Regions from separate parts of the Homo sapiens genome. Here region 1 is linked to region 2. The links are chromatin loops, found by intact Hi-C in ENCODE. Cell type or tissue: sigmoid colon. All regions are shown on one strand. Each heading gives the region's core, and the rest is flanking DNA. Links, peaks and the distances in the headings are about the cores only.

Region 1 (5,388 bases), core at 57-5,056, 89 kb after region 2:
TCAGTAGATTTGAGTAGCTGCAACAGACTGTATGGCTTGCAAAGTCTAAAGTATCTGGCCTTTATAAAACATCTGCTGACCCCTGTACTAGATCATTCAGGACCTTGCCAGCCATGTTAAGGATGTGAGATTTAATCTCATGTGCAAAGGGAAGGCATTAAAGGGCTTTGAACAGGAAAGTGAGTGGCATGAACAGATGTGTGCTCTAAGAAAACCATTCTGGTTATTTGAAGAATGAACTGGAAAGGGGCAAGGATGGAAAAGCCAGTTAAAATAAGACAGTGTCTTGACAGTGACAGTGACGATGAAGAGAAGTGAATTCAAAGTCTATTTTTGAAAAAAATATCAATACGATTTGGTTTCAGATTGCATATTGTGGTGCAGGAGTGGAAAATATCAAGGATGATTTCGGATTTTTGCCCAAAAAAGCTAGGAGATTGGTGGCTCCATTTTCAAAAATGGGAAAGATGGGGGAGGAAAAAGTTCAGAATAATGAAAGTAGGCAATCAAGAGCCAGTGATGAACGTAAGTTTGATCTTAACATATATATATATTTTCCAAAAACAACAAAAAAGGAGTAAAACAACTCTCAAAAATATATTCTGAATTCTACTTTCTGTCCAGGGCTGGGATAATTTTCCTCTATTTTCCTTGTATTCGTTCCTTTAAAAATTCCATAGATTCTGTCCATTCAAAGAAAAGGCCACATTTAGTGAGACTGCATATATTTCAGGATCTGTTTGGGAGAAGATTTTCTTTGGCCGACACCTCCCAAGCTTCATGAAAACATCTATTTATCCTGGGACACAAGGAGATTTTCAGTCTGTTGCAGCTTTTATTTGCACTGCCAAAAGGAAAAACGAAAGGGTTTCAATAGTCCTTTAATTGAAACGTCCCTGGAGCAGAGGATTTGTCCTAACTCACATTTGGTTTTCCAGGCTCTCACTGGAGTTCTCCTTCCACAATGCCTAAAAAAGCCCTGGTTTTCTATGATGACAGTCCACTAAAATGCTCCACTTTCCCAATACTCACCAGCAGTATGCAGCCACCCCTTATTATACATTGTTATTTTGGCCTACTCAGCATTATGCCCTCTATGAAATTTTGTGTTAAGTGGTATTATGATTGGACTATTTTCCTGAATTGGGCAAGGTTTTCCCCTTGAGCCAGCATACTGGTTTGCCTCTAAGGATATCACTTTATCACTGCAGTTGCATAATTGGGTTCAGCTTTAGATTTGTAGCTGCTCAAATGAGCAAAATACATCTCAGGGCTGGGGGATTTGACCTAAAGCTTTGCTGTCATCCATTTGGTTTAGTAAAGAGAAGTTTTTGCCTTGACATTATAAAATGCTGAATTTGAAAAATTGAGACTAAGCAGATGGTGAAATTTTTATTTATGATAGTGTCAAAATATTCCTGGCTCCTTTTGTGGAGGAAATCTACTGGTTTACTGTGGACATTCTTATCTTCTTTCCTAATAAGACAAATGGAGTTACTCTTCCTGTTATATTTTGACAGGAAAAACAACGATTGGATCTGGGTATTTTGGCAAAAGCTCTTAAATCAGAGGGACTATAATCTTTATGATATTGTTAGCCACTCCCGAGAAACTACTATTATGAATACAGTAAACAAATAGGCATTTTATTTTTAATAAAAAAGAGTGAATTAGGTTCAACTGACCTCAAGGTTCTAAAGTGCCTTTCCTGACTCTGTTAAATAATGTAAGGATATATAACAACAGCAAGAATTCACTTGCTATATTTATAATAGAAATCTATTTTAGTGAGGAAAACTATATTTTAAATTCAAGGATGCTTCATTTTTTACAAACATGAATTTGGAATATTTTATACTAAAGAATTCCCCTAGTCCCACAGATCAGTTATAAATATTAATGGAATTTCAAGAGATTCTTTTCTGATTCCAGTGCTTAATATTCATTCATATTATGCAGGGAATTCAATGTCCTGTACAGTACATATGGATTCTTCTCATTATATAAATGAGCACATATATGGAATCTGTAGGGGCAATGACAATTAAAAATAGCAGGGCCCACATACGATTTTAGAGGGCATATAAAAGCCTTCTCAGCTCACTTAATAACAAGAAATTTACTGGTAATAAACCAAAGGACTCTTTAGGCTCAATTTACTCAATAATGTCACATCTGGGCAAAAAGATGGATTGGTGATTCTGAACAGAGTTAAAAATGCTAACTGATATAAAGTATTTATGAAACGCAATGAAGTGATTTCCTGTGGTGAGATTCTGCAGTCAGACTTCGAAACCTGCTCTTGAATTAGTCTCAGCTCTTTGATTTGCTAACGATTTACTTCACAGTGCTTAGTCTTCTCAGACTATTTGTAGTGTAAATTTTTTTTGGAAAAATTCTTATTCAAAAAATGATTTGACATCCCATAAAAAGAACTGCATCTAACTTCATGTTCTCTGAGTTTAATAACTTATTCAGGTAATAAGATATTGTTTAGCCTTCCTAATGTGTAAGTATAAGTATTATTTTTAACAAAGGGTGATTTTTAACTAAACCTGCACTATTAGTGTGTCATTCTCTCTTCTGTCTCTCAAAATAAAAATTTATATAACTAATGGACCAAAACCATAAAATAATTTGTATGTGACAACAATTATAAAGTTGGCATTTACTATGCACCTATGTGCCAGGCATGATATTAGAAGTTTTGGATATACTATCTCATTCAATCTTTATAACATTTCTGGGAGCCATTATAGTTACAGTTCAGGTAAGTAAGTGAAGCTCAGAGAGATTAAGAAGATTAATCATGATCACAGAGCTATTAGGTTGAATCACATGAAAATGCTGATATTGGACCATTTTTAATCTATAAAGACAGCAATATCATATGCTTCAACCTAATTCTAAGTGCTGAGTTACAGTATGAAAATAGGTCTGTGTGATTCAGAAGTCCATTGCAGTATATTAGATAATACTGGTTATTTTTTACCACTCATAATAATAAAAACCAAATCATGAATTATACAATAAAGAATTAATCACTCACCAAGTTGGGTTAATATGAACTCATCATTTATGGCAAGATTCCAATGCAAGATAGCATTTCATTTTAATATCATTCTGATATAAAAAGAGAGATAATTGCTAAACTGTGGCAGAGAAATGGCACATTTACAGAGCTTATCATATATTTTCTAAGTTAAATATCTCAGCTGGAGCACAGTTGTTCTTTAACAAACTATTAAAAAGAAATATCCTTCACAAAGAGAACAGTGGGATTCTTTGAAGTGTAACCTTGGAAATCACGGTTTGTGTTACGGGGCATCATTCAAAGCAGATGTATACTCCTCAGAGACCACAGTAAAACTGTTGCTAAGAATACTTGTTTCTCCTTTTCAGGTTTTACTGACAATACTATATAGTCAAGTATTCCCAGTGTTCTAGGCATGGTACAGAACATCCAAAAAGAGGCTTCTAATCATTCTAATTGCGAAGAACTCACATATGCTTTTCAGTGGCTTTCAGATTCAGCAATTAAACGAAGAGCTTATTCATTTTATGTGATTTAAAGGGTAGTGGTAACAGACATCTAGACTGTTTTAGAGATAAACAATTTGCTGACTAGCCATTACTTTTCCTTGCTTGCTAAGTGGGTGACCAGTGCTGAAGTATTAATTCTCAATGTTATTTCAGGAGCAGGGAAGGGCATTTCAGAGTTGCAAAAAGGACTACTGGCTCAGCAAATATTTATCAAGCACTGAATACACATTCCTATTATGCCGTGATGTTAGTGTCTCTTATTTTCAATCTTGATCAAGATAAGAAGTATCAACAGATGTGTCACATGTGTGATGGATTGTGGCATGTATTCCCACTAATGGAGAAAGCTTCTAATTTTGGAGAAAGCAGCAGGCTCTGCAGTCAGAGCGTATTACTTCTTTAGCCCATGAGACATTTAGACTGATCTGAAGAGGAATTCTTGACAGTGAGGAAAGTGGTGAAATCTTTTCTGAGGGAGCTCTAGGCAAAGGAATGATCCCATCTCTTTGGGATAATGTTGTCATGGTCCCAGATAAAAATGGACCACAATGAAGACTTGTCAAATTCTTATCCAGCTCAAGTCTTTACTGTTTCCCAGGACCTGAGGCTCACAAGCAGTCTGTGATTTACGCAGTTTTATGATACTGTTCTCAACTTGCAAAGGTTTTGAGATGCCTCCAGAATGATGAAAACCAGGCACTTATCTGGGAAGCAGAGCAGCTCACATTATTTTGAGCCCTGGGCTTACGACCCAGAGTGTTGACAGCTTCACTTCAGACCACAGTAAGGACTTAACTTCAAGATCCTTCAAAACAGCTCAGTCCCACAGACAGCCTTTTTCCAGGTTCCCTCTCTGAACAGATTGACATGGTGCAGGTATTATGGAAACAGCAAGCTGAGCTTTCTATATTTGAGATTCAGAGTATGAAGAGCTCTGTTTTAATTCAAAATAAGGTTATCAAATAGATGTCGATATTGCCATTTAGGCAGCAGACTAAATTTCTGCAAAGGAACCAACCTAAAGAAACCATAACGTTCCTATCTAAGTTCATCCTAGATATTCCAAAAAGTGTCTGGGCTATCTTAATTTAAACACCAACCCCCCCCAATAAAAAAGCAATGATGGATATAAAGCAACTGCTCACACCAGAACCATACTGAGGTTGTAGAGAGTTGTGGGAGGGCCACAAAGTAAACTAAACAGCAAACAAGTTTAAAATCTACATATTAATCCCTCTGGTCAAGCTGGAACTTCCACCACCTGGTTTTCTTTTCGCCCTTTCTTTGTTCCTTCCCCTCCCCCATTGCCTCAGGATATCTGAAATTTTCTCCTCAATTAGGCAGAGTAATTTAGCTCTCTCTCCTCCCATTTTCAAACTAGCATCTTATCTTTATAAATGCTCCCCAGAAGAAAGAATAATCCTATTAAAAGGACTGTAATTATAATAGCAAAAGTAAGTTGCTATTATATTTAATACAGCAGTTTTTTCACTACAGAATAGTTTGTTACACACTTATTACTTGACCTTTGTTAGTGGGGAGGTCTGAAAGACTGCGCCAGTTCCCACCTGTGACCCTTGCTGGTTTTCCCTCTGTCTTTACATTGGCCATCCCTATCTCTTTACAGAGCCAACACACAGTGGGGTTTCCTCTTGCTGTTTCCTTTCTCAGTTGGCAGCAGAGACGGTGGCCTCTGTCCATGTTTTCTGATGCTCTCATCTCATCTATGACCTATAAATTTCAGATCCACACATTTATTCATCATGAACAGTCATCTGATTCTCATTCCTGCTTTCCCCCGGACAAATGATGGATAGAAACTATACTCAGTCCCCACCACATCTG
Region 2 (5,388 bases), core at 96-5,095:
AACGAGAAGCTTGGCCCCAGAGCCCTTGGCATTTTCCTGCCCCCCTCCCTCCCCTCCTCCTGGCCTGGGTTTGTCCCCCTGGGGCGTGGACCTCAGCCAGTTGTCAACTAATCCTTGCTAAGGTGTTAGGTGGCAAAGGCTCAAGGGTTATTAATCTTTGTAGGAGCTTTCCACATTAAACAAAGTTTTGTTATTAAATCAAAGGGCATTAAAAATTCACCACCATAGCATAAAAACAATTTCTTTGTGTCCTCTATAAATCCTTACCTTTAAAAGTGAGTTTAGTTATGATCATAATATATATGCAATATGTGGGACTTTTTCATAAAGAAGAACATTTTGCACATCTTCACATTTTTTAATGTCCCATTCTCACTCTCATAGTAGTTTGAAGGCAGCTTTTGCAGCATCTGTCCATTTCTTGATTTCTCCCCAGCATATCCAGCTGCCCTCCCTCTCTTCCTGCCTCCTGGCAATGAAGCGAGCCCCCAGGGCCATGGTGTAACTGTGACCCTGCCTCTACCTATGACTAACTCCTGCCACACTGAATAAACAGGAGTAGCACTAGATGCAAGATGAGTCAGAGTCTTTCTCCCCAAACTATGAAATTAAGGCCAGGAAAAGGACTTGTGTTGGTTTCTTTTTGGGTAGCTGAACCTGCAACATGTCAGCTTAGGAGTGGAGAAGTGGGTTTTCTCCAACAATGCTGTGGACCTAACAAGAGAAGAAGCTGAGAGAGGAGAATGAAGCAGATGTGCAGAGAAGGGCAGAGGTGACAGAACTTCCCTGAGGCCCAGGTATATTCCTGCTCTTGATTTCTGTGAGACACACCTGTATTTTTTGCTTAAGCCAGCTTTGTTTCATTTTTGTCACTTGCAAGCAAGAGTCCAAACTAATTATAAGAATAATAATATTAATGACATGGAACATTTGTGATGTATCAGATATTTACACACCGGGTATTTAATACCTTCAATCACCTAACGAGCTAACATAGAGATCCAGTAACCTTCTCAAGATAGTACCTCTTAATGAATTGTGGACTGGGATTTGAACCCTGATCTTGTCTGATTTTACAGTCTATGGTCTTAACTATTCCCTATGTGGACTCTCAAGGTAAGTGTGTCATCACAGAAGTGGGATGAATAGAGGGAAGAAACATCATGCCTTCCGAGAATAAATATAAAACACTCTCATTTCAGATGCCAGAAATAAGACATTTTGAGGCACAAGCCTCTTCCTGCTTAACCCCCGTCAAGTGACCCCATATAGACAGTACTGTTTTCCTTGTGTCTTGGCTTATGGATGTCCTTGCCTGGTGTTTGGTACCTCGGATGGGCCTACCCTTTCTCCAACAGCAAGGAAGACCTGTGTTGAGTCAGTTCTCTGCATACAAACATGTCTGCATGATCCAGCCGTGGTTTATTCATGATACATTTGTAAGAATTCTCCTCTTGCCATCAACTGTGCTCCTGGAACCACCTTTCATTGCTTCTAGTTGGTATATTCTTAAACATTTCAAACTAGTGGCAGTCACTCATGCATTTATTCACTATCTTTAACATGTTAGTTGACCACAGTCTATGGGCCTGTCTTAATCCCGGGAATACAGGACAAATCAAACAGCATGTCTGCCTCCTTAGAGATCACAGAGGCATTTGAAGACATTCCCTAATAACACCACACATTAACATCAGAGTAGAGGCACACACAGGCTGCCTTGGGAGCAAGGGAGGAGGAGTAGGGGTAGAGGGGTGATATGGGGTGTGTAAACTAACTCTATCTGTGGAAAAGGCTTAATGAACAACTAGACGTTGGAGGCTGTGAGCATTTGTACTAACCCAATCAACCTAAGTAAAGCAAATGCACAAGTTTTCGTCTGCTGTGATATTACGATAAATCATTTATCAGGAACAAAGGCTGAATTGCAGGGCTATGTCTCTCCATGTCTGTCTTCAAGGGCACCATGATTTTGGGAATTGATAGAATTGGTTACAAACCTTCATGTGTACTAAGAATTCCTAGCCAATCATCCAGGGATTTGCTTCAGCAGAGAGTTTTTGCGTGGAAGGACTGGTCTCACAGTTTCCCCCTAGGGCAGCACATCTCTTCAGAAATGCCAACCCAGTGGAGGGAAAGCAGCCCTGTGAGGATTCTCACATGCCCCTGGACATCTTCAAAGGTGGCAAACAGGAATCAAGAATTACGCAGAACTCATCTTCCTCTAGGATGGGTACACTGGAGCACAGTTGTAGCTGGAGTAGAAAGGCAGCTCAGGGAGGAGAATAAGTTTCAGGGAATTCAGACAAAACCAGCCCGTGGGGAATATTTTTAAATTCCAGGCAAATGATTGGATAGGAATACAATAAGCGTTCCTAGTGTAAAGGCTTTCCCTTCTCGATATTGATCTTGTGGCAACTCAGAAAGCTATTTGCAAGGAAATGGTCACTCTTTCCCTTTACATAACATTCATAAATGTGCAGCCAAATTCAATGTGTCATAGATGAAATTACCAACCCGCGTACCACCCGCCTGTCTCATGTGAGCTCGGTTTACGGTTCCAGTGTTCTCCAGCGAGCATCACAAATCCACATAATGTTCCGAGTGCTAAATTTGGAGCTCTGATGTAGCTGACAGATGTTTAAAATCACATTTAGTCGGACAACTCCCTGAGGAGGACACAGCTGCAGATGTGAAAGAGAGCAAGTTATTCCAGTTAAGGTCGGCGGGAACTCGGCCTGAAAACCTTCCGTCTCCATCCGCCTTCTTCAGACAGGAGGATATGGGCGAAGGAACTTTTTCATGCGGGGTCCGCCCACCTTCGGCCAAACCCTCCCTCACAAACCTCCATTTGAATTGTTGCCAAGATAAACATGGAGGCTGTATCTTGGGCAGAGTGTAGGGTGCTACACTTAGCCTTAATTGAGTACGAAAGAGGCTGCTTGCTTTTTAAAAACAGGCACAAAGCCACATTTTGGAGCCTGCTTTGCCCCTCTGGTGGCATCTTAGTCCCGAAAATGAATATGATTCTGGAATTTTGCTCTTCATGATCAGTTATTCAAACGTCAACCATTCTGGATGGGTTGAAGGGCCATTCACCCTCCCTCACTCCTCTGACATCTCGAATAGTTCCTCCTTCGTTTTTTAAAAACAACAAAATTAAAATTATCCTAAAATCTTTGCAAGATCACATATTTTAGGCTTGTTTCAAGACTCAGACTAAAATGGATTTGTTTAAAAAAATGGTCTGTGTATTTGATGTGGGAGACTAGTGACCTTTGGTGTGTTGTGCCAAAAAAAAAAAAATGTTTGATGTCTAAAATTTCCCTACTGAGCTTGTATTGTTTCTGGTCTCTTTCTGTGATTTTTCCATCCTCCATCATTCCCCACGTTCAAAATCAGTTCTTTATTTACTCAACGGAGGTTTTGACATAGTTATGAGCTCATCCTGATGGCAGCCTCAAATCAATGCAAATCACATTACGATGTCAAAATTGATGTGATGTGAGTGTAAGTTAAATGATTGTAAAACAATTTTAGGACAGAGACCAAGAGAGACTCTTACCATGTCAGGAGAATGGTAGGAAGGGATTAATGGGAGAACTCTGCCAGATTCATATCAGGACAATATAGCGTGCACACTATATTGGCTTTACTCCCAATTTAAAGTTCTTATAAAGGCATCCTTAGAGACCACAAAATACCCTCAGAGGAGGTTGATGGGCAGCTGGCTAGGGTGATAGAGTGGGTTTGGCTCACAATGTTTTAGGCACTGAGATGAGCAGATAGTATGTTAAGTGAATGACAACTGGGAACAAACCAAACTCAGTCAGTGCCGATGAATCCCTAGAGCCTAGTTTCTAAATGGTCAGGCTGGGAGACCTATAGCTAGGAAAGGAGATTCAGTAATGGGGTAAACAGGGGAAGAGAAATAGACTCTAGGGCCAGTGAGAAAATCTCAGGTGGATTCCTGTGCTAAAAGTAAAAAATCACACTTCCTAACTCCTTGGACTTCAGGACTCAGTCTACGATATTATCTTCAATTCATGGACTTTCACAGTCTGGAGTGGAACATTATACACCAATCCATGACTATAAATGACTTTGGGAGGGTGGAATTGGAAGAAGAAAGGGGAAGCGCATTAACATTAGAAGCAAATCTGTACTGTGTGGTTTGTTGTAATGCTTTTTCCTTTACTTAAAAAAAAATCCATTGAAATTAATTGAATGACATGTGCATAAACACACACCCTTTCCCCCACAAGAAATTTTACTGGATAAAGTTCAGGAAACTCTATAATTGACTAGCAAGTCCTTTGACCTCTGTGGGTGCCAGTTTCCTCGTCTCTGAGAAATCACAGTATTTCTGGGAGAATAAAATGCAATAGATAAGGATAGAGTTTTGAGAAGCTGAAAGGGGGGTTAGAGGGCAAAATGTTACTGCAATTATACAGGGCATAAAGGGTACTTTATAAATATTGTGACTGACGGTGACATTGGTGCAAATTCCTGTAAGAGATTCTTTTAGTCATATATTTCTCAAGGACTTTGGGCACTAAAGATAAATGTTCAGAATTATGTATTCTGGATCCTATTAAATAAAATCTAATTTGACTTGTGGACAGAGAAGTCTTTGGAGTCCGTTTTGAACCCTAACTCCACAACTCACTTGCTCTGATACATGTGGGCAGATTAGTTAATTTCTCTTAGCTTTAGTTTTCCAAGACTATAAAAAGAGGATTAATATTACCTTCCCCCTAGGACTGTTGTGGGAAATATGTGAGACAATGCATATAAACTGTCTAATCATGGCTGCTCCCATCACTGGGAGATCTCCATGCAAAGTGCAATCATTATTTGATGGTAACAAACATTCCTTCTTCTCTTTTACCAACAGAGAAACTGAAATAATGAGAAAAGTAATAAGTTGCAGCCACAGGATGAGATAAGGCAGTAGTTGGGAATAAACCCCAGGCCTAAAAGCTGCCATCAGGTCATAGTAGGAACTGTTTGATTATTTTCTGCAGAGGAACTCTTACCTTAGGAGTTTTAGGAACTACATCCACTCTTCTGATGTCTGGGTATTGGAAAAGACAGGGTCATTCCTTCACCAGAGACCTAGGGTGCTCTGCTGCTGTGATTGTGAAAATGTGGGGCAACAAAGTGCAGTCTTTAATGCTCTGTTACTGGCGAGCTCAAATCCCTGAAGCTAAAGAGCATTCCGGATGCCCTGGATTTCCCTCACATTCACTTTGTGTGGAGACTTAAATCATTCTGTAATTCTAAATACTGTGGGAACAGTAGCAAATGCTATCACACACTGGTTACTTTCTACTTATCATTATTTAAATGATCACCAACAAAGACACTGGTTTAGAAAAGCACACA

The links. Hi-C counts contacts between places; a loop is a spot of excess contacts. Peaks named below come from ENCODE experiments on the same cell type or tissue, not always from the same donor. Only the 100,000 strongest peaks of a DNase experiment are listed, where the experiment ranks them.
Region 1: it touches region 2 in a loop (1.9-fold over the local background); 2 of 110 quality-filtered maps call a loop at or near these places.

What each region holds. Positions count from the first base shown.
Region 1 is chr10:88,342,965-88,348,352 of GRCh38, forward strand. The region is part of intron 5 of RNLS (renalase, FAD dependent amine oxidase); the gene reads right to left. The region is part of intron 1 of LOC101929727 (a long non-coding RNA gene); the gene reads left to right. Among named protein-coding and RNA genes, the nearest start is that of RNLS, 240 kb to the right of the region's middle. RefSeq lists an enhancer at 4,561-5,224. In sigmoid colon, for the core only: no CTCF peak of the experiment used is centred there; no DNase peak of the experiment used is centred there.
Region 2 is chr10:88,253,751-88,259,138 of GRCh38, forward strand. The region is part of intron 1 of LOC101929727 (a long non-coding RNA gene); the gene reads left to right. It also overlaps a transcript of RNLS not described here and the pseudogene VN1R55P. Among named protein-coding and RNA genes, the nearest start is that of RNLS, 330 kb to the right of the region's middle. In sigmoid colon, for the core only: no CTCF peak of the experiment used is centred there; DNase peaks (open chromatin) are centred at 490 and 2,661; H3K27ac peaks cover 382 bases.